Regions from separate parts of the Mus musculus genome. Here all the other regions are linked to region 1. A link is a loop called in an ENCODE intact Hi-C map of the cell type or tissue named here. Cell type or tissue: left cerebral cortex. All regions are shown on one strand. Region 1 holds the start of Ncald (neurocalcin delta). Region 2 has its middle 26 kb from the start of Gm15942. Region 3 has its middle 40 kb from the start of Gm24833.

Region 1 (8,000 bases):
TATTTTCTTGATATTAAACTGAATAAAATGGAGAAACGATTGACAAGGCAGCATAGCTTCAGAGCCTGGGCTAAGTCAAGTCAGGCAGCCAGCAGGGAGAACTTGATCCCTGGACACCTACACTTCCCTTCCTACACCTTCCTCCCTCCCAGCCCAGAGCAAGGACCCACACTCCTAAACAGAGAACCAGAATTATATGTAGAACACAAGTCTAGAAAATAGACCTGTTGCTTAAGTCTGCCCCTTATAAGGCATTCAAACCAATTTGCACAGACACTGGGTTCAGCTGCTGTCATTCTAACAAGTAGGTCCATTCCTGACTGTCTTCAGTCTGAAAGTAAAGAATCTAACTTTACACTTTGCCTTTACATTTGCCACGGTACAACCAATAGCATCAGAAAAATAACTTCCAATAAAAACCCATTCTCTCTCTTCATTGGAGCTAGCATGGAAGATGGAATGGGGGAACGGGATGCTTCTGTGGCCAAGCAGATAGGCCATTAGTCCTGTGAAAGATCAGCTTCTATTCTACTGAAGACAGAGTCACAGAACAAAACCAGTTGGCCACAGAGTCACTCATATCTCATAGTGTGTGTATGCACACATGTGTGAGTGTGTTACACATATGAATATGAGTGTGTGCATGCATTTATGTGTGTGTGCACATGTTTGTATGCTTGCACGTGCAGGCGCAGTGTGTGTGTGTGTGCGTGTGCGTGTGTGTGTGACTGTGTCTGTGTATAGTCCTAATGACCCAGGCACACCACCTCTTTCTTCTCCCCACCTTTCAGCTCCTTTGTTTTTTGAATGAGTCCACATTTTCTAAATGGGTTTTTCATAATGCCTTCCTATGGGTTTTACTCAATTTTGTTTAATTGGCTTCCTGTTAATTAAGAATGAGAACGAACTGGGTCATAAGCACTCACACAGAGCTAAAGATCAGCTAACGTGTCCCTGAAGGCAATGAAGCTGTAATTTGGGAACAGGTGGGCTGCACTGTTGACTCCTCTGTGGTAGGGAGATTCCATCTGTGGGATGCCGAACCAGTCACTCAACATGAAACTCCCTCAGTCCGTTATGGACCAGAGAATCGTGGGAGGGTAGAGTGTGGGACCTGCGGAGGGGTCTGGCCCCTTTTCTCATCATCTCCAGGTCCTTCTAAAGTTGTGCCCTTGTGGAAGTGTTCTGGTCATCATTTTTGCAAGGAATCTTAGGTGGCATGCGACTTGGCTTTATCTACCCTGCTTTTTGCAGCATGCTTCCTTCCTGTCAGGCTCCTTCAGCCACACCATCTTTCATCGGCATGCTCTCGGGACACCGATGAGGATTCAGTTTCAAGAATATACAGTTTTTCCACCAACAATCTCTTGAAAGCTGTTTTCTCTCAGTTTATTTAGAGGGGAATTTAATTCACTAAGAAAACCACCTCATGAATGTTTTCAGCTTCTTTTTTTGACTGGAGGGGGAGGGGCTCTGTGCTGTGATAGTAAGACTAAGGGTCACAGCATGCATTTTCTGGCAACCAGAGAAAGGACAAGCAGGCTTTAATGATGAAAGTTGCAGGCACTCGTGAGTCACAACTTTGAGGGTTGAAATTATCTGCCGGGCACTGTTCACAATGGTTTTGCAATCCATGTGTATACATACATGCACACACAGATATGCACACACACGAGCACACACATCAGTGACAGATGACCTATTGAAATAATTTCAGAGCCAGTCTGTGGTTGCTACGACAACCAATGCTCTCTTGGCTTTTATCTGGCCATGTGACAGGGACTTTGACGTCAGCCAGAGGCAGAGTCTGTGGCTGAGTCCGCACAGTCAAAGGCTTGTGAGAATCTGGTGGATGCTGGACCTTGCTGCTGCTGCTGCCGCCGCCGCCGCTGTTGCTGTCCCTACAGCTGTGGTTGTTGCTTCCCAGGGGCTGCAGGAGCATGGACTACTAAACCCCCACTTCTTCAGCGTGAGGTAATCGGTTTGCTTTATACACAGGAGTTACGTGGTTTCACAGCCCCTGATGGTTTTCCCTCCCCTCTTAACCTCCTACAACTTTGCCTTCAAGAGCAGTTACTGACGAACGGAGCCAAAGAATGTGAAGCAGCTTCCAGTCACGAATTTCAGGCAGTCTCTGGAACTTGGTTAAATTTGGATTAGTGTTCCATGAAGTAGGTTAAAATGTAATCTTTCTTGCGCAATGCTTGCTAACATACATTATTTAGAAATTCTCATTTTGCAGCGTGAGCCAAATTTGCTCCCTTGAATTCTAGGAATCCCTCCTTCAGTGTTGTTTGGGGTCTGGTAACTCCAGCACCGCCTTGGAGGGAGCAGCTAACTTTTCCTTGTTGCTGCTGCTGATTCTGCGTCAGCCCACAGCAGTCTGGAATTTGGTTTCTACCTCATTTGCAGCATGTATAATTAGCAACAATGGGAACCGTGAGAAAAGACTCTAGACTTTGAAAGTTGTGGTTATTATTGTAAAGGGGGCTTTTGGTACTCTGTAAATAAGAGGGGAACTGTCAACAGCTTCCTGTTTAGAGAAAAGAATCTGCAATATGCCAAGGAAGTCGGGGTGGAACCTTTATGTGTGTGCGTGTGGTTGTTTTGTGGGTGTTACTGTGAAGTGCTATTTTGTGGCTCGCTCTCTCTGAAAACCCTGGTGAAGAGGAGGGACTGACTGGCCTTTTCTAAGGAGTCCTGTAAGCTGGTTCTGATCTTTATTCTTAAAAGTAATTATCTTGAGAAGAAACTAGCCTGGAACTAAATATGCATTGATGTGAGGTCTTCCCTAACTGAAATGTAGATTGAGGATGCTCGATAAAAATTTGCTCCAGGTCTTGTGTGAGTGATTTGGTAACTGATGAGCAAGGATTGCTCCGGCTGTTGTGTGTGCATTGCTGTGGTTCTGCTAGCTCCTTCTGCAGCTCCAAGTTTCAAGGAAACCTCAGGTTCTGAAGCAAACAGAAGCCTAGATGGATAAACAGGTTTCTAGATCTTACAGATTTAACAGAAACGAGGCGTATTTTAGACAGCCATCTGAAATAGAACCAGCATTTGAAGGAGCATAGATAGACTGGCTCCACTCGATATATGCAGTCAGTAGGTTGATGATATAGTTATATTTTAGTTTGGAGAAATAATACATTGTTTGGACAGTAGGTTGACGATATAGTTATATTTTAGTTTGGTGAAAGAATACATTGTTTTTTGCTTCTGTTACTAGGCTCAGAATTGTGGGTTCTACATTTTGCTCTCGTTGGGTGAGAATTCTGAGAGCCTGTAGCCGCAGCAGTAAATGAATAACTGCTTGAATCAATTATTTTCCAAGCAGCTTTCAGTGAATGGACCTTTTGATCAGAGCTTCCGTTAGGACTGTCCACTGTCTGATGTGCTTGTACATACATGTATTTACTAAGACGTCTTCCAGTCATTTAACTGACCTCATGTTCTTGTAACCCAGACGCTACCACTTTCATGAGTCAACTGGTGTGTGACATTTCAATTGAGAATGGGGGGACCAGCTAGCACTGTCATTTAAAGGCATCTCTCGTGGTATACACTTGGTGCTTTAACTTTTCTTGTGTCGACTGTTATCTTCACTCTTTTTCTTGGTTCTCTCCCTGGTTTTAAATTCACAAGATGATTATGTACGACATCCTCATGCCCTCATGCATGAGACTGGATTCCAACAATCAAAACTGTGAGAGAGAGAGAGTCGGTGTTAGTGGCAAAATGTCGGTGATAAAAAGTTGGGAAAAGAGCCTCCCTGATGAAAATAAGAACTTTCAAAGCCTCGAGCCAAGGGTTTGGTTTTTTGTTTTTGTTTTGTTTTTTTTTTTTAAATAAGGAAAGGGGGCTGAGGAGCATCCCCCTGCAGCAGCGAGTCTGTGCTGCCTGCTATCAAGGTCAAGAGTGCTTCAGCCTCAGAAGATGCCAGCATGGAATGATTGACTCTAGAAACCTGGCTGCTGAATTATTAAAGGCTCTGGGTCTAGTTTCAGGAAGCCTTAACCCTTTCAGTGCCACGAGCACGTCTGGCCGTCTGGTGCTACCTGTGGACTCTTTTCCAGAATGATATCTGAAGTGCATAAAACAAAGTATGCTGTGTTGCAAAGGAAACTACTTTTCATGAAAATGTGTCTTTAAAAAAAGAAAAAGAAAAAGAGGCCATGAGTTTGAAAGAAAGCAGGGAGGGGAGAGGGGCAGGGGAAGGGGGGAGATTCAGAAGGTATTGGAGGGAGCAAAGAAAATGGGAGGGATAAAGTTATTATAGAATAATTTCAAAACATACAAAATAATAAAAAATAAAATATACTATCTTTTCATTATGACAGGATAATTGCTTTGTTCATATGTTATTAAGTCATATACCCTACCAGCAGGTGCAATAGCTACCACAGTAATGAGGCAGTGCTTCGCGTGAAGGCTGCTTTGAAATAGAGTTAGTCTAAGAATTGCAATATGAAATGCAAATATCTGCGATTTGTCTTGGCAACATCCCTGGCACTGTGGTTTGTGACCCACATTTTAGTGGAAAGAAATACTAAATTTCAGTTTGGGGTTGGTGGAAATAAAGATGACATTATTTAACCACCCAAGTTCTTGGGGTTCTTCTGGATTCTGTCTGCTCTGGAGGTAACTAATATGTGAGCTTGTGGGGCCAAAGGACATAGAACCCCCTGGACAAAGTCCATAACCTTATTTCAGTTCCACAGCATCTGATTTTATTCTTGGACCCTGAGAACTTCACAGTACACTCTAAATACTGGTGCAGACGGGGATGGCAAGATCCCTCAGCTGCTAAATCTGCAATTTACCTTTAATACCCCACCACCGCCACCCTTAACTCGTCTTCTGTTACCTGCACAAGGAACTCTTACCTGGGTAGATATGGGTTATGAGGAAAACACTATTGACAGGTCACTCAAGTTCAAACCGTGTGCCACAGAGGACCATAGCTGTTTACAAAGAGACCTTTATCCACACAGGGAAGATAAGTGGACGGTGCTTTCATGAAGCATGCTGGGAAAAGCAGACACTTCCCAGAAGAGCCAAACTGGATGCAAGACATAGCTAAGGCCAAGAAGGAGGTGTGAGTGTTATTGTGTAGTAGGAGGTGTGAGTGTCATTGTGTAGTGTCGGGTGTCAGAAAAGCTCTCATTCCCTACATTGTTTTGAATGAGAAGAAAATAGTGTTGACTTTCCTCTGTGAGATGAGGGAACTTTGCTGTCCATTAGCTGCTGTCACAGCCCTGTGTTTAGAGAGACCAAAGCCGCCCTTTCAATTACATGAGCTCCTACCATACTGGTGTAAAAGAATGGAGTTAAGATGGTTTTGCACAAGCTGTTGTTTAAACCAAATCCAAATCCCTTGCATTTGAAATGGAAGCTGAGTAATTTTTCGTGTGGTCTCAGAGGGATTACGAAAGAGGATGTTCTTAAATAGTTCTTGCTCTTTGGATTAGGAAAAACACCTGCTTGGAGCCTGAGTCTCTGTGGCAACCTGCAGAGAAACTTGGAGAAAGTCTAACATCCCCAGCTGTCCTCTGCTTCTTGATGGAGGTGCTGGAAACTTCGGCGCAGAAAGGAATGTGTCGTGATTTTTTACGAAGTCGACTTTTCTTTAAATGGCATCTTAGGATGGAAAGCAACTAGCAACAGCTTTACAAAATTCAACATTTTTTTATTGTTTCCATAAGAGATGCCATAAAAGTTAGTGTTTATTGAGACTTTTATACAGAAATTATATGATAAATATTAAGTCCACTGGTGCTACATTCTCCAGACCAATAGTTTCTCATCTCTGTGCTTAAATTTATAGCTTTTGTGAAATATATCTATAGATGCCATTAATGTCATGCTGAAATGGCTCAGTACTTAAGAGCATTTGCTGCTCTTCTAAAGGACCTCAGTTCCCAGAAACCACGTCAAAGGGCTCACAACTGCTTGTAAGTCCAGCTACAGGGGATCTGACAGCCTCTTCTGGCCTCCACAGGCACCTGTACACATGTAGCATACACTCACACAGGCACACACGAGTGCATAAATAGAAATGACAATTTTTTAATTAAATTATTCCATGGTAATCTAGAATGGAATAGACTCATGTCACGATAAAGTCCTATATTTGATTTGCAGGCAAGAAATTGCTAATATGAAAGATATTCCAGTTGTTGCTTTAATCGGATGCTTTTCCACAGTCAGTGAGCTCTGCTCAGCATTCCAGCAAAGCGAGGCCTGTACATCTTCCTTAAGCAGCTGTACTGGTTACTGTAGCTGTGACAAAAATACCCAACAATGGGAAGGATTTGGCCAGGCATGGTGGTGCATGCCTTTAATCCCAGTACTTGGGAGGCAGAGGCAGGTGGATGTCTGTGAATTTGTGGCCAGCATGGTCTACACAGTGAGTCCAGGATAGCCAGGGATACACAGAGAAACCTTATCTCAAAAACAAAACAAAACAAACAAACAAAAAAAACACCCACAAAATAAACACAAAACAAAACAAAGAAAGGTATTATTCTGGCTCACAGTTAAAGGTATGTGGTCCATCAGGGCACAGACAGGATGACCTCGGGACCACAAGGCAGTTGGTCACATTACATCCTCAGTCAGGAAGTAGACCCAGATGAATGCTGTTTCTCAGCTTGCTTCCTCCAATTTACTTAGTCCAGGGTCCTGGCTCATGCAATGGTGCCTTCCACAGTTAGGATGGATTTTTCTACCTCGAGTCACCCAATCTGGCAACTCCTTCACAAGTGTGCCCATAGACTTATCTGTCCCCTAGTTGATCCTAGATCCTGTCACTTGGACAATCAAAATTAACCATTACATCAAGGTAAACGTTTTAAATGTTGACCCTGAAATGTCTTTGTTTCTATTATATGTGTATTGGACATAAATGCCAAAGAGTATGACTGTATGCTAAGGAGACTTCCATAGACCACAATCAGTTCTGTGACCATCAAATTTACAGCATCTTGAAGGTACAATAACAGTGTTCCACAAAAGTAATGGCACCCCCTACCTTCCCATGTCACACCCTGGATCAGCTGCAGCAGGATCGGCCATTCTCACTCACTAGGTGGCTTCTGCAGCATCATATTACTTTAGGCATTTTGGGTCCCTCCTTACCGTGACCCTTGAATGGTGTCTACCATTGGAACATAGAACCGTAGTGGCTCTGAGTTCTTGACTGACCCTTCAGCCTTTGATACATTCAGTAAATCCTGAACACCTGTTATGTACCAATATTAGACTAGGCATGAGAAATACTATGTGGAAAAGAATAAGTCAGGTCCCCACCATTGACCACTTACAGTCTGGCTGTATAGGGAGCAAGAAACCAGGAGTCCTTCTCTCATGGATACACTGTACTGTAGTCAAGTAGCCTGGAAAACATTAGATTCTACTCCAGAATCAAACTTTAGAAGAGGCAGCTATTGAATACCTAGCAAAAAGAGCCATTTCTTTCCACCTGCTTGAATCAGAGATTCCAGGTGAGTATGTCAAGCCTGTGTTCCCAGTGGGCCAAAGGTTATCTGTCCCTCATTCAGAAGATAAGTAACCAAGAGAATAATTTACTCTTATGCCAATACTTGGGGTTATTCAAAAGATAGGACCCACATTACTCGTTAGAAGTAAACTTTACATTGGTACCCAAATATCTCCCATGTTTTCTGTGTTAACCACTAAGAATAAGCTCCCTGCTTCAGTAAGCAGACACAATGCTTTCTGTCTCCACTCACTCACAAATCTGGTTAGAGAAAAATGCTGCTTCACACAGGTGCCCAGGGACTCCAGCTCCTCCTAAGTTAGGCTGAGTGTAAGTCCTGTCTTTACCACTTTGTGTTGGTTCTTTTTTTACAAAAGCCACATTTTCTCATTTGGACAATACTAGTGCCTATCTCATGGGGTTTTGGAATCAACTCCCTCCAATAGTAATTGGCAGACACTAGGCACTCAATAGTTTGACCTGCTGTGAGTTGTTTAAGCCT
Region 2 (8,000 bases), 270 kb before region 1:
GGAAGAGGGGAGAGAGACAAACAGACACACACACACATATGCACAGAAGCACACATAGAGACAGACAGACACACAGGGGTGGGGGAGAGAAAGAGAGATCTTATTTCTTTATTCTTCCTTGAAATAGCAGAAAGATCAGCTCAAGCCTACAGAGGCACACACACACACACACACACACACACACACACACACACACACCACAATTAAAAGTGTAGTTCTCCTGTAGTGCAAATATTTATTGAATAGTTTCTATTGGGAAACTAAGTATTAATTGAGGCATTGAAATAAGTTAATAATCATGGTAATCTATTTTAAAGACTAGAATGTTTTAGAACTAATAGATGGGATGAGGAAATCAGAGGGTGACAAAACCTAGAATAACTGGGCTGAATAACAAGAAGCTGCATGAACCAGGTGACCAGGGATGGCCTTGCTACAAAATAGTGTTTCACAGCAACCTGAGCTTAGTCAAGAGGGCAGAGAAGAGCATTATAGGCAGGTGCAAAGGCCCTGAGGTTGACTGTGGCCCTGTGATGGTAAACCCTGGTTGTCACTTCTAGGAAATGAGTAATATAGATGTGACTGAAGGGGTGAAGGGAGAGATGGACAGAGGCCAGTTTACTCAAAGCCCACAGAGGAGTGCTCCTTTAAGGCTGCAGTGGGAAGGCCCCTGAGGGTATAATCAGGGGTTATTTATCTGTCCTGGTCTGGTACCTGTCAGTGTCCACTCTTCATGGCTGCTGTCCCCCTGTAACATAGGCCTGCACATAAAACTGTAAGGTGCCATCTTGTTCTCCATGAATACTTTGCTTGCTTCACTTTTTGGGGTGGTGGTGGTTTTTTGAGACGAGGTCTCTCTATGTAGTCCTTCCTGTTTCGTATCTCACTGTGTAGAATGGGCTGGCCTGAACTCACAGATATCCTCCTGCCTCCCCAGTGCTGGATGTTCGTTTCGCTTCCGAGGCAGGCTTATTCATAGGGTAGGGCTGGTCTCAAACTCATTATGTATTTGAGGATGGCCCTGAGCTGCCGATCGTCTCGCCTCCACTCCCTCAGTGCTGGGATTACAGCTGTGCACACCTGGTTTTATCTGAAATGTTTCCAGCTTTCCGTCACAGTGGACCACAAGATCAGTGAAATCCTGGAAGATAAAGGCAGCTGTGTCTAACAAGACCCACAGCAGCGCAAGACAGGAAAGGGGGGCGCAGTTCAGCAGAACTCAGCATTCGCGGACTGCAGAAAAGGCTTCTCGCAACTGGGAGTCCAGATGGAAAGTAATATTGTTAGGAAAGGAAGGAGTAGGGCAGCAGGCACAGGCTGGGTAATATGAACAAGGCAATGCCCAATGAGATCGGTGAGGTCTTTGTTCTCTACTCTGCTCTGTTCCTTGTGTACTTCCTGCCTGCAGAAGCCGAGGTGTATCAACTGCTGCAGCTACATGCAGATTTTTACTCTTACACTCCCACTGTGTGTTGCGGGTGTGCACCATACGCCATACACCATACGCCGCACACCATAGCCTGCCTCATGTGTGAGTTCAGCCCTGACTTGGTTGCATGCTTTCCCACAATTCAGAAGCTGTCGGTCTGCTCCTCGCCAGGAGGCAGTTGTGGTACCTTGATGGGGTTTTCTTCCCTGAATGCCCTTTCTAAAAGGAAATTTTGCCAAGGTTATGTAAGGGCAATTGTGTGTGTGAGAGTGTGTGTGTGTGTGTGTGTGTTTCGCATATGGGCATGCACACTTGAAGCGAGCTGATACTGAACCACTACAGCACAACAAGGAGCAATTGCAGTAGCAGAGGACAGCCCTTGAGCAGCATCTCCTCCTAGTGATAGCTGCTTTGAGTTTGATCTCTTGCCACGGGTGGCAAGCCTTTAGCAGTGTCGGTGGGAGTTGTGGGCCCTCTTCTCCCTGAGGCGAGGACCAGGCAACAGTTGGAATGACTCTAACTGGGGTGGCTTGATGGGTCAAGTGGATAACTTGATTTTGTCTTTTGATTTCTCAAAATGGAAATATTTCTGTCTTTGGAAATCTTCTTTTAAAACTGTAATCAATTTAAATAGACACAGATAGAAGGAATAGAAATGATCTTATTGGGATTAGTGTCCAGTCTATGGAGGTGGGCAGAGCTTGGAGAGTTGAAAAGGTGACAGAGTCTTGGAAAGATAACATTAAGAACCAGCATCCAGCCATCCAACTGCATCCTTGAAGAGCTGGGGCACAGATGCCCTCTTTCTGTGAGCCTGTACGTTGTGATTTTGCTTGAACACAGATGGGCATGTTTTGTGTTGGGTGCTTGCAGGGCCTTAGATGAGGCCGTCTTATTTGGATGCACCACAGGCCATGTGAACTTTGCCCTGATGCTCCTTTCCCCCCTTTAAGGGAAATTTTCAAAGTAAATGTACCTCTTTTTTAAATAAATGGCAGGGATAATAACGGAAGAGCTATTTGTGTAATAAATGGTTGTCCATGTTATGCCCTAAGCCCTACAGGGGGAAAGCTTGGTCCCTTACATTAGGTGTCTTGTCCTGGTGCCACATCACTGGCAGAACAAGGATGCAGTGATAAATTGAAGCTGTCCTAAGAAGGACTGGGGCATGGCTTAGCAGGAGGAGTGCTTCCCTAACATGCACTATAAGCTGGGTTTGAACCCCATCACAGCATAAACACTAGACATGGTGATGTATACCTATAATTCCAGCACTCAGTGAGGTAAAAGCAGGGGATCCGAGGCTCGAGAGTTTGAGACCTGTGTAGGAATTGAAATAAAGATCACAAAAAGCCAGAACTCAGGTATTCAGTATTCAATTACATATTGGAGAAGTGAGGCAGTGAGCCATCTTGAGGTCCAGCTTTTAATCCCAGCATTTGGGAGGTAGAGGCAGTGAGTTCAAGACCAGCCTGGGTGACAAAGCAAATTCCAGGCTAACCAGGGCTACCTAGTGGGGCCCTGGTTCAAAACAAATCAAAATGAACGATTGTGACAACCCTGTGACTGTTTTGTCTTTTACCTGAGTCTCTATGGGTCACTTCAGTGTTTATCGGTGGTAGCCAAGAAGGAGAATAAAGAAAACTGGTTCACTGTCCTGACCTTGTGCAGATCCACAAAGCTGAAACCCAACAGGCCAAAGAACCCCAGAGTGTTCTAAAGACTTTTCTTCCAAGAATAACTTGGAGTCACATATACTTTTGAAATTATATATCAGTATAAAACATTAAAATCTCCAAAAGCCACCAGCCCTCTCTGCTTGGAAATGTGGTGTTATGGGAAATGGCTGGCTTTGTTTTCTTTGAAGAAAGGCAATGGATTTATAATTTATAATCTTGGTGCCTATCATAGGTAGCCTCTAGAGCCCCAGGGGAGTTTGAAATTGGGAACAAGATTGGAAGAGAAGATTCAGACAGTGAGATAAAAAAAGCTGAATTCCAAACAGAGCTTGCCTACTCTTTGAATGCGTTTTGAAGGCAATATGAGTCTAGGTTTTATTTTTAAGCTTTGAAAACATAGGAATATCCTCTGGGAAGGTTTGCAGAGAGTCTCTTGGGAATGAGCCTGTAGTTTGGGCAGGGGGCAGGTTGCTACAGCTCCACCCCTGAGCGAATGGCCAAGCACCTTCATGGGAGGTGTTGTCTGCGTGTGGGACAGTGGAAACACGTTGGCGGATATGAGAAGGAAGCCTCGCTGATTGAATCAGGACCAAGCAGTGTGACTTTCCAGATTAGCAGATGGAAATCTGCTGCATGTGCTCAGCATTTCTATTTTGAGCACAGAGAACATCTCTCCAACTGTTTCTTTCCTCTTCTCCCCGCTCCCTCCGCAGACCTCGAAGCCCCTCTGCGCTTTAGTTTTCTTATTTTGTTGGTATGGGTTTGCTTCTAGCCTACACCTTGAGGTTTCTTAGCTGTTGGCCAGGGTGTGAGTTATCTGTTGTGATAATCAGTCAGGCAGGACTCTACAGAATCCCCTCAGACAGGAGCTGTGCTGGCCTCTCCAGGAATACTAGCTGGAAGACAGAGGGTGTGAGCACAGAAGGAAATTAGCTGAGGAAAAACTCCATCCAATAAAGTATAGGCCTCACTAGGCAAGCAGTTGGTGCTAGGCCCTCTGCAAGAGCGCCCCTCATCTGAAGGTCTTTGCATTGCTGGCTGGTATGAAATTCTTGGATATTTAATTTTGTTTTAATTTTATTTTAAGTGTACGTATGGATGTTTTCCTTGCATGTATCTCCATGTACCATGTATGTGCCTGGGGCCTGTGAAAGCCAAAATTCGGCATCAAATATCTTGGAACTTGAGATGTGAGTTTCTGTGTCAGTGCTGGGAATCAAATCCTGGTTCTCTGGGAAAACAGCCAGTGCTCTCAAATGCTGAACCATTGCTCTAGCCTGCTGTAGGTACGTCAGTATGAGAACACTGGTTTAGTTACTATAGACAACTAAAGCAGGTATCTGACTAAAGGGTCCGTGTATGCTTTCATGCACGTGTTCTCTCTGTCCCTGTCCCTGTCCCTCCCCCATCTCTGTCTCTCTCTGTCTCTCTCTGTATTTCTCTCTCTCTCTCTCTCTCTCTCTCTCTCTCTCTCTCTCTCTCTCTCTCTGTGCATGCTTCTGAAGGCTTGAGTTGCTGTGTAGGTATCTGGATTGCAATTCATGAGTCCTAAAGTATGAAATCTTTCTGGTATTTCGAGGAAGGATAAAGAAATAAGACACTTCCATCTGTTTTTAATTTGAATACTTTATTTCTGGAGAAAACTAAAATTTAAAATAAGTCTTTATTCTTTTTTTTTTTCCCCCACGCAGGCCATCTTTGCTAAGTTGAGGCTCCTTAAGACTAAGCTAAAAACATCTATTCATTGATTTGTACAAAGTGCTTTTGACTTAATTTCTATACTAATTGGTTACAGCATCTATGTGAACTATACATATCTCTATATATCAATCTAAGTGACGCTGTAGTATCAGCTGTGAGGCTCTTTCTCCCTTAAACTCACATGCCCATTCTCTTCTTGGAGGATGCTTTAGGCCTATTTTTAGAAATGAGCATAAATGCAGTAAAGATTCTCATGTTACATATGAAAAACCTTCCAGCAGCATCTCGGATGTGGCAAGAGGAAGGGCTTTATGACATCTTTCTGAGTGAACTTAGTTAATAGTTCCAGCTAGTGGGTCCAAGTCTGGATGGACACCTGAGGTGTGCTCGCACAGTATCTGCAAAGCACACCATGAAGCTGAGTGTCGTAACGAGCGTCTTTACATCAAACATAAGGAAAGCAAAGCAGGGGCAGGTCCATCTCTGTGGGTCTGAGGCCAGCTTGTAAATGACAAGTTACAGGCTAGCCAGAGGCAGGTAGATCTCTGTGAGTCTGAGGCCAACCTGTAAATAACAAGTTACGGGCTAGCCAGGGCACCCAGGGAGTCTCTGTCTAAAAATAAGTAAAATACATACTGTCGTTGCTTTTATCTTCATGGCTTTCTAGGTCCCTTGGTAACAAGGAAAGAATGGAATGAACTGTGTCCCTTGAGAGCCGTCTGATGATCATCTCCCTTCCCATAAGGTGATGTGGGGGTTAAAAGCGGGGACTCTGTTCTCCAGGGCCTGTGGTGACCTTGGTCTGGCATGTCCTTGTCATGTGGAAGGCAGGACAAGGATTGGATAGAAGCAGGAACTATTGGTGGATCTCATGGGCTTTAATTTCTCCCTCCCACCCCCTGCTGCTTACCAGCAAACAGGACAAGCTACTTAGCATCTCTCTATTCGTTCTTCACATAGGAAATTGGGCAGAAAACAGTAAGGGCCTTTGGGAGGATCTAGTAAGCTAACACTTGTCTGTCCCCAGAACACTGCCTCGTGCATAGCGGCACACCGGTGTTTGCCACTATTATCGATATTGTTACCAGTATATTCGAGAAACACCTTTGTTGTGTTTTCAGTGTACAAAATGGCAACTCCATTGTGTACTAGAGTGACCAGGTTTACTGAGCAGGACTGCACATGGTAGCACTTGCACTTGGCTCTGTTTTGAGGATTCTGAAAGCGACCTCCTGTGGCTATACCTTGATCCCTGGCAGTGGGGAGATTCTGGGGCTGCAGAATGGCAGGGAAAGAGTTAACTCAGGGCTGCAGCCGCTGAACATGCAGTATAAACAGTATTTGGGAATGAGGTCACTTCTGTTTTGGGAACCTAAAGGCAAACACAGTTACATTTGTTCCTGTAATCATTGCCTTGTTTGAGACTGTTTATGTTTAGAAACTCGCGTTGGAATATTTATCAGTCGGGGCTCTGAAACCAACTCTGGCTACTTCAGCCAAAAAGGAACAAAAAGAGCCATGGGACTCTTCCTGGGGTTGAGGGAAGTGCATGGGCTGCAAGGGTGGCCTCAGACAGAGGTGGGATGCTTCTGAGGGCCTGAGGGGAGTCTTCCAGGACTCACTTCAAGAGGAAGCAGCAGCAACTATTTTGCTTCCTGATATTCTGTCACTGGAGACTGAGATTCCTGGAAGAGTCTGTTGGTTGGGTCTGTTCCTGTGCCCTGGCAGGAAGGCCCACCAAGAATGCAAGTGGTTGAAGAGGGTGGAGGAAGTAGGCTCTCCTGTCTTCTAGGCATTTTTTTTTTTTGCTTTTGTTTTTGTTTTCCTTTTGAGACTGGGTTTCTCTGTGTTGCCCTGACTGTCCTAGAACTCCCTTTGTAGACCAGGCTAGCCTCAAACTCACAGAGATCCACCTGCCTCTGCCTCCCAAATGCTGAGATCAAAGGTGTGTACCACAGCCGCCTGGCTTTTGGTCTGTGTTTTAAACAGTCATTCAAAGGCATGCTTGAGCCCCAGAACAAGCTTGATATTGTAGAAATGTGGGTAACTGTGAGTACAAGAAACCATAAGAATGACATGGAGGGGCAGATGCAGGTGCACATCGTGGATGGGGCTGGCTCTGGGTGTCTCCACTGTGTGCAAAGAAGTGTGTGAAAGCCGCTGTCACAATCCATGCTGCTACTATGGCAGAATATCTCAGACTAGAGGATTGATGAAGAAGAGAAGGTTGTTGTCTCATAGTTTGGGAGGCTGGGAGATCCAAACCTGAATGCCAGCAGGTTTGGTTGTGTCCTGGCTGCCTTTGCGTTCCATGGTGGGATCTTGTCAGTGTATCCCTGAGAGGAAGAAAACTGTGAGCTCACAGAGGCAGAAGGGCAACTGTGTGGACTGTGAAGTCTGCTTCAAGGTCTCAGTCACACTTCGAGGGAAAGCACCGTCACACCCTTTAAAGGCCCCAGCTCTGATACTACCCACTGGCCACCACATTTCAGTGCCTTAATTTTGAAGCCTGAATTCAAACCATAGCTCTGGTCTCAGTGTTCCTTAAACAGGGGTTGGTTTCTCTGAGACTTCTCAATGAGAGCTTTAAATACTTTGAGGTTTCAATGGAATACCTTTTTAAAAGGTCCATTTATTCTGGATGTCCCTTAATACAACACATGCTTATGTCCCCTCCCACTCATCCTGCTTGTAGGAGCCGGGGGGCTAAGTAGGAATTCATTTCCAGTCATGATCTAATGAGAGAGATCCAGAAGCAGGCTAAATACAACAGTGCACTTGTGTGGTGTGCATGCCAGATGACATAAGAGTGCTGTTTCAGTTGGAGAAGAGAATTTGGAAGCAGGTCTTCCCCTGGCACACATAGTATACTCACTTTGGGCCTCAACAGTCAATGCCTTATGCAAGCTGAGAACAGCAATTTAGATTCAATGAAACAATAGAATCGTTTGCGTGCTGCTAATGTTGTTTTGAATTTTATTAGCTTTAAAGTTTTGAATTTAATTTGTACCACTGTTCTTAGAGTGCTGAGAAGGCAAACAAGGCTTACATAAGTCATTTTGTATTTCTGTGTGGTTAGCTGAATTAAAATAAAATACCTTTGGTCATCTCTGGAGGTCCTTGGGGTCCTTTCTTTCTTAAGTGGGGAGTATTTTATTCAAGGTTTGGAGGTGCTGCACCATGGGAGATAT
Region 3 (8,000 bases), 110 kb before region 1:
AATAAAGAAGCTCAGAAGACCTGGAAGTGGTCGTGAATAAGGAGTAGCTAAGTGTGTCAGCGTGCCAAAGTAATCCAGTGGGAGAAATATTCTCAAACAAGTCGCACTGGGGTACCTGGATATCTATAGGTTAGAAACAAAGATTTTGGGTTGGTGAGACAGTTCAGTGAGTAAAGATGTGTCTTAGTTAGGGTTTCTATTTCTGTGAAGAGACAACATGACCACAGCAACTCTTAAAAATTAAGATTTTTGATTGGGCTGGCTTACAGCCCAACAGGTTCAGTCCATTATCATTATGGCAGGAAGCATGGTGGCATCCAGGCAGCCATGGTCCTCGAACACGAGCTGAGAGTTCTACATCTTGATCCACAGGCAACAGAAAAAGACTGAGAGCCACTGTGCCTAACTTGAACTTCTGAGACCTTGAAGTCTCCCCCACTCCAATGTGACACACTCTAACCAACAAGGCCACCCCCGAAGCACCTATGGCAGTCGTTTTATTCAAACCACAGCAAGATGGTTACCACCAAGGCTGATGACCTCAGCTAATGGAACCATGTGCTGAAAGTAGAGAACCAACTCTAAGTTGTCCTCTAACCTCCACTTACGCGCTGTGTTTCAAACTTGTGCACATGTGTGCATGGACACACACACACACACACACACACACACACACACACACACACACACACTTGGTATGACAGTAGACATGCAAAGGAAAAGAGGGCTTGCATACAAAGTCTTTTTTTATATAATGGTGCTAGAACCACAGGCCTTAATGGTGTTGCACTGGGCATTAAATTTTATGGAGAGCACACATCAGCCAGACCACAGCACTGGACCATGTCAATAGAAGCTCAGTGGGTGTGTGGGCTCAATGCCATAGGATGAAATTGATCCTGGGCTGCTATGGATTTGTACCAACCTGGGCATTTAAGTTGCATTTTCGATGACACATGCAATTGCTCAGTTTTTATCTGTCTATTCACCATGCTTGCTTTCCTCTTCCGTGGTATGCCTTCCTCCTCCAACCCTGCCTGTCCTCTCCGAGCCTGCCTTCCTCCTCTGAGCCTGCTTTCCTCCTCCGAGCCTGCCTGTCTCCTCCATGTCTGCCTGTCTCCTCTGTAGTGTGCCCATGGGATCTATTACTAGCTTTGTTATTATCTTGGTTTTATGACCAATTCATAGCATTTCTTTAGACAATTTGAATACTTGTTTGGCCTGTCTTTTTTTTTTAACTTTGAATATATTACTTTTCTTCAGGGGGTGGTGTGGGTGGATATCATGCACCTGCGACACACAGCACACGAGTGGAAGTCAGTGGACAGTTTTCTGGAGCTGATGCTCTCCGTCCACCACATAGGCCCTAGGGATCAAAGCCAGGCCCCCGGGCTTGGTGGCAAATGACTTTATCTGCTGAGACATTCACAGACCCCTCCCCTCTTAACATTCTTTGTCATACCTTAATATTACAGTTGCAAATACGTCCATCTTTCTTTTTATGATTAACCCTTATATGCTTCGAAGATTCCTTTTCCATTTTGAGGTCAGAAAAATGTCATTTTTAAAAATCTCCCTCTAAACGTTTAAGCCTTTTTGCTTTTCACAGCTAAACCCTTAATCCCCTGGAATCATCTTTGGGTACGGTTTCCTCTTGGCTGGGAAAGGTTTTTCAGCTTCCATGGGAGCGCTGATAGCTTTTAATAGCCCAGTGAAGGAGGAAACAAGGGAGAAACCTCCTCTGCAACAAGATTTAGGAGGAGAGCTGCTTCTCCCTTAGACACCCTGCAGAGGAAGTGTGTAGAAATGAGACAAGTGTCCTCTGCTTCAGCCAAGGCAGGCTTGCTTTAGCAACTAGAATGCCTGAGAATCACGTGTTAAAAAAAGAAAAGAAAACAAGAAAAAAATGGAAGGTGGAAAATGAGCCCTCCGCCACTGTTTGAACTGTGGCTCAAGTCATTTAAATAGCCTCCCTGGCTGGAGAGGAAGGCAGGCTTTGTTGCATTTGGGAGTTTGAAGCTAGGGTCTCAGGTAGCTCAGGCTGGCCTTGTATTTAGCTATGTAGATGAAGATCTCCTAGAGCCCCTGATCTTCAAGTGCTGGGGTTACAGGTCTGCAGTACGAGTCTGCTTTAGCAACTTTGAAAAAGGATCCACACGTCCCTACCACAATAAGGCTCAACGGTGGCAGTAGCCATGTGAAAGTTCCCTTTGTATGGTATTCAGAGGACGGACTGTTTGGGCAGTGCCTAGGATTGGAACTGTCACTGGTGGAGGTCAGGAGACCTGACTTGAGTCTTGATTTCTCACAATCTCAGTATCTCACTATCAAGGTGTTAGTGAAAGTTTCTTGGCTCGGGGTTATGTTCTGTGTCCTAAAGGAACCCTTCTAGATGACTTAAGCAAGCATACTCATTCTTGAATGGCAGCCCAAGAGCAGGCAGGGCAGGCCAGCATGGCAGCTCCTTTCGGTTTAGGTCTTGCACTGTGTGGCTTTTGTCAAGGAACCTCCCCTCACAGAACTTCTGCGCCTCTCCTCCTCAGCTGAGAGCTCCTGCTTCGGACAACATTAGGGTTCTGGAGGGAGAGAGGCAGACTGAACACTGGGGAGGCAGCCTGTGACATCTGTCATGGTTTGCTTCCAGCCGTGATGTGGGCCTCCTCTGGCAGAGCTGTCTGGATGACAAACGAAAGTCGGAAAGATGGGAAATTCACACACCGCAGAATAAGTTTCATAACCAAAATGGAGTTCTGAGTCATTTCCTCAGGGAGTGGACCCTGTGCTGATAGAGAAGAGCTCTAGTGAAGCAGGCCAGGGAAACGGTCTTCATCTAGCCTCACTCCTTCTGGTCTCGGTAGCTGAGAATCCAAGGCCTAGCCCAGTGTTTTCGTGGCCAGGCATGCTTACATGTCAACCTTCCCCTCTTGTTGAGCCTTATTGTGATGGAAATGTGTGGATTCCCTTTCATAATTCCCTTCTTCCGCTTCTCCTCCTCAAAGAGCTCCAAACGCCTCCTATGTCAGTTTTGTGTAAGTTAACTCTAGCCTTACCTCTTGGGCTAGCCTGGATTAGTTTATGTGATTTCGTTAGACTTCACAAAAGAGGGACTTACAGATCCAGGCTTGGGAGACACTGGAATATTTTGTTAGGACCAAGGCTGACATTGGGTGACTGAAATACGAGACATGGCCTGAGAAGCTGCAGAGAACCTGTGTCAGGAGAGCCACAGAAAGTCAAACAGGAAAGCAAATCTCTGCTTTCCCTAAACTGGCCTGACTTCTGTCTTATTTTACCTGCTTGTTTTTTCAGCTGAATGCAGCAAAATATTTCCTTTTATTGATTTTTATGAGAGTGAATTTAGGTTGTACTGTTCATTGCCAATATATGATTCCTAAATGACAATCCCTATGTTTTATTATTTAAAATAATTTCTGTATTTTGACAATATAGTATTCTTTCTCTCTCTTTTACCACCTCCGTGTGTGTGTGTGTGTGTGTGTGTGTGTGTGTGTGTGTGTGTATACACCCATACATAAATAAGTTTATTTTGAAGTTGGTAATCCCTGGCTATACCTGAGTTCATGTGCCCCTAACACTGCATTGTCTGTGTAGCATGCCCAAAGCAACTGAGACCATGAAACACTGTTCTCTGAGGGGACTGTGCCTATGACACTCATCCCTGAGTACTTTAAGGCAACTGACAGAGGGGCTGAGCTTCAGTGCTTCTCAGAGGTGTGTTTGATGCTTGCTGTTTGCAGAGACAACTCCAGGGACATAAAAGTAACCTGAATTTTCTTGCTATTGCTGAGTGTTCTGATAACAGGGTGGCTGACTATGCGTGATTTCAATTACAGAGCCCCAGCCCGCTGCTGAGAGGAGCTGCCTGGACAGAGCATCTCTGAGGCCCGAGGTGCTGGGACTGCACACAGTGAGTTCTTTCCTAAGCTCTCGAGAGGACCAGATTTTAGACTGTAACCTCTGATCTAAAGCACGAAGGTGTTCCCGCTGCTTAGGTTGCTGGGTCTTAGTTTGTATTTGGTAAAAGAGGGCACTGGCTTATGTCCATCCTCAAAGCTGCTTTGTCCTAGGGTGCCCGTTGCCATAGTTAACGTGAGGGGTTTGTACCGCACGAAAGGCAAAGCTGGGCGTTTGTTGGGATTTTCAGGGGACAAAGGAAAAATCTGTACTCTTCTGCGGCATCCGATTAGATGGGAACCTCATTTAAGTGTTGCATTTAGGAAAGCAAAGCAAGTCAAAAACAAAATAGTAGACCTGGCAGTGAAGCGGGAGACTGAGAGTACTGCTCCCTAGAGGAGACCAAGGGCATCCACACCTCTGGACTCCCGACTCTGCTTCCTTGTAATGGGAAATTGACTCTACAGTACTGAGTGTGCTGGCATTTATTTCTGATTCTGAATCATTCTGAGCATTTACTTCAGTACAGCAAGGGTCACACTGCAATAGTGAGCTTCCTGCTGAGACAGGGGCATTGTCACTTTCCTAACTTGTTGATAAGAGTCTCAAAAACCATCTCATTGGTTATATAGCAAACTAGCTTTTCAGGGAGGGGACTCTATTGGTATGTGGGTTTCTTGGAAAACATTCAGAATAAGCTAATGGGCCCAAGATTTGGATGCAAGATAATATGACATAGGTGTTGGTGTGTGTGTGTGTGTGTTTATATGCTGGAGTCAAAGCATCACTGTTAATCTCATATATTCTTGGCCAAACAGTTTTTGTGTGAGGGGAAAATGGCAAAAATTAAAATAAATAAGGGCAAGATGGTTATATATATGTATGTATGTATGTATGTATGTATGTATGTATATATGTATATATATACATATATATTATCATCATATATATATAAATATATAATATCATATATTTGGTCTTACAAGGAAGAATGACAATTTGAAATTTTTATGTGAAACAAACTTCTCTCCCATTTATGTGTCTCTGATTTAAGCATTAGCTTAGTCACACAGCTTATCTGCTTTAGAAAAGGCAGCGAATGCAGAAAGTGAAAGTAAAATTCTTTGTTCCAAATTTGGTAGGCCAGTCCTTTCAAGGAAACCTGTAGGACAGTGTCAAGTTGTCAGAAGTAGCATTCGTGTTCGGATCTAATGGCTTTCTCCCTGCTGGCATTGGAGGATTGTGTTTCTCCTGGAGGCTGAAACAAAACTGTACATTTAAGGCCATTAAGCACAGGCAGCTGGAGGCGGTCTCTCTTCTTGTGACAAGTGAACTGCTTATTGATGTCATAGCACTAGACATGGCAGTCGTTTTGACGCCAATCTAAGCCATCATAGAAAAATGTGTGTGGTCTAAAGATAGCAGACAACGTGTGAGACCCAACACAGGAACCCCACTCTTTAAACATGGGGGCATAGAGAAGAGTCACACTATTCTCTTCTAAAGTTTTGTCCTTGTTATTTGTGACAGAGTCTTACTATGTAGTCCTGAGTAGCCTTGACCTCAGAGTCCTGCCTCGGCTTCCTGAGGATTAGGGTTATGCCTGGCTAGACGCTGGCTTATTCTTGCACCTGTCTGAGCATCCTCATCTGCCTTGTGCCTTCAGTCTCAGAAGACTCTTTAGTGTGGATCTCTTCTAGAGGGGCCTAAACTGTTCAGCTTCCTCTTTGGTGAGTGTGGGGAGGTCCCAGAAGTTCCCATATGCAGCATCTGCCATGCCCAAGGAAGACTAGGTAGGTGAGAGATTGACAGACAAGCTCTCAGGGGGGAAAGAGCCATTTTTGGATGGACAACTTTTGGCTAGAGAGAGCAGGGGGCAGGCAATCTAAGGAGGAAAGTGCCTCTTCCATGTAGACGTAGACCTCTTAGCTGGGCTTTTCCCAAAAGAATGGTAAGTTAGCGAATCCTCTTGAATTTTGTGGAGTTTGGGGAATTTTGTGCAAGAAATCCAGACGTGAAGAAAAATTGCCTTGTGGCAGATCCTGACAGCAGAAAGTAGGAAGGCTGTGTGTAAAGAAATTACTGTATATGATACCAAGAGAGTCTACATTGGAGATCTCTATAGGGTCCCTCACGTCATAGATTGGGGAGCAGGGAAGAAAAGACTGTAGGAGTCAGAGGGAATGGAGGACATCAGGAGCACCTCTCAGCCCACCGACTTGGCTCAGCAGGAATCACAGGGGCTCAGTGGAGCAGCAAACACTGGGCCTACGTGAGTGGGCACCAGGTCCTCTGCATATGCATTATAGGAGTCAGCTTCGTGGTTTTGTGGGACTCCTAGCAGTGGAAACAGTTGTATCTCTCACATTTTGGGCACTTTTCCCCTCCTATTGGGTTACCTTGTCCAGCCTCAACAGGAGGATTCTCGCCTTGTCTTGTATCTTGTTTTGCTGTGTTTGGTTGTTGTCTCTTTCAAGTCTGCTCTTTTCTGAAGCAAAAATGGAGAGGGAGCGGATCTGGGGGGAAAGGGATGTGGAAGTGGAGCTCAGAGGAGTGGAGGGAGAGAAGTTCTGGTCAGGATGTATTGTATGAGAAGAATCTATTTCCAATAAAAAGAAAATGGCTTTAGAGTGCAATCTATCGCGTCTCGGCCTTTTTTTTTTTACCTTAGATCGAGTGTAGAATGAAGTCCGGGTGGACTCCAGCTTGGGCTTAGTGCTAACATTCCAATGATGAATGTCTGACTTTACCCCCTCTCTGCAAGGACTACTTCTTCTGGAGTCCCAAGAAGTTGCTACTTTTCCCCAAGTCTCCCCAAATGATCAGCTTCTCCACTACAGAGTGTTATAAAGACATCTTTTCTGCAGTGGGTTTCTTTCTTTTCCTCTATTTTCATTAGTGACCACTTCCCTCAGGAAGGAAAATCTTAGGGATACATTGTATTCTGCACAGTAAGTCACCAATAATTTTAAGGTATGCCATCAAATAATAGCTTTTAGCCTGAGGACTCACCACATATTATTTTCAATGTCCCATTAATGCTCCTATGTCACAAAACACTGATTTTCCAACAGACTACCCAGAGCATACAGGGTGCCAGGTATTCAGAAGACAATTCAAGTTTGAGCTTAGATATTTACAAATACTATGTAGAGACTAATGCTGACCAGTCACATAATTGAGTCTAAGTCAGCCATTTTCTACCCATCATGCATTAGTCCCAGAATAACTAATATAGTCAATAATAAAAATAAAACTGCCTTTTCATCAGGACATACAAGAAGCACGGAACAAGGGCAGCTAATTTCCTAGAAAGCTTGTAATAAGACCCCCTGGTGTTACACAAGATGGGAGCATGTGCTTGAAGCACATAAAGGCTCATTTCAATAATGAATGTGTGTTGACTCAGCACCCACTAACTTGAGACCTCGAGAAGAATAAACAATACAATGCCACCCATTTGATAGCAGTGCATTTTCCTAGAAGTATGTTTTATTTATTTTTCAACAAGAACTGGTTGAGCCATCACTATGTGTCCAGGCACTGTGCCAGACACTAGGGACCAGGAAAGTATGATTTCTGCCTACTACTCAGTAAGATGGGGCTATCCTTTGGCCCTTGGATCTCTCCCAAAAGGCCCATGAAAGGGAGACAGCTCCCATCCCATTAAACTATTGACAGGTGGTAGATTGAACTAGAGAAAGTCAACTCACTGCGGGCATGCTAGCCCTCCATCTCTCCTTGATTTCCAGATGCCATGAAGCAAGCAGTTTATTCCAGTATCCACTTCTGCCATGTTGTACTGACTCCCCTTGGGCCTAAATGAGCTCAGCAGGCACCTCTGAAATGATGAGTCAAAACCAGCCCTTTTTCTTTAGTCTGTTGGTTGATCTCAGGTATTTATCACAGTGATATAAAGCCAGCATGGATATCTTGGCAGGAGGGAGGTAACCAAATAATCACATAGAAGTATTCCACAAATGTGTTGAATGTTGCAGTGGGGGTGGGAGGTAGGGGCATAGAACTGTGAGCCTATAAACATATCACACCTAGCTTCCCTGTTGGTAAGAAGAAATGTGTCATGA

Evidence for each region. Hi-C counts contacts between places; a loop is a spot of excess contacts. Peaks named below come from ENCODE experiments on the same cell type or tissue, not always from the same donor. Only the 100,000 strongest peaks of a DNase experiment are listed, where the experiment ranks them.
Region 2: it touches region 1 in a loop (6-fold over the local background); 5 of 42 quality-filtered maps call a loop at or near these places.
Region 3: a loop joins it to region 1, with 5 times the contacts of the local background. A loop is called at or near these places in 3 of 42 quality-filtered maps.

What each region holds. Positions count from the first base shown.
Region 1 is chr15:37,453,191-37,461,190 of GRCm38, reverse strand. It overlaps Ncald (neurocalcin delta), which reads left to right and starts at 1,809. Exons shown (of 4, transcript NM_001170868.1): 1 at 1,809-1,974. In left cerebral cortex, no CTCF peak of the experiment used is centred here; DNase peaks (open chromatin) are centred at 3,394, 4,497, 5,183, 5,468 and 6 more places; H3K4me3 peaks cover 3,938 bases; H3K27ac peaks cover 3,258 bases.
Region 2 is chr15:37,722,638-37,730,637 of GRCm38, reverse strand. It overlaps a transcript of Ncald not described here. Among named protein-coding and RNA genes, the nearest start is that of Gm15942, 26 kb to the right of the region's middle. In left cerebral cortex, a CTCF peak has its summit at 4,127; DNase peaks (open chromatin) are centred at 5,068, 5,207, 6,247, 7,609 and 5 more places; H3K27ac peaks cover 6,849 bases.
Region 3 is chr15:37,559,319-37,567,318 of GRCm38, reverse strand. It overlaps a transcript of Ncald not described here. Among named protein-coding and RNA genes, the nearest start is that of Gm24833, 40 kb to the left of the region's middle. In left cerebral cortex, a CTCF peak has its summit at 4,301; DNase peaks (open chromatin) are centred at 1,347, 1,777 and 2,672; H3K27ac peaks cover 2,451 bases.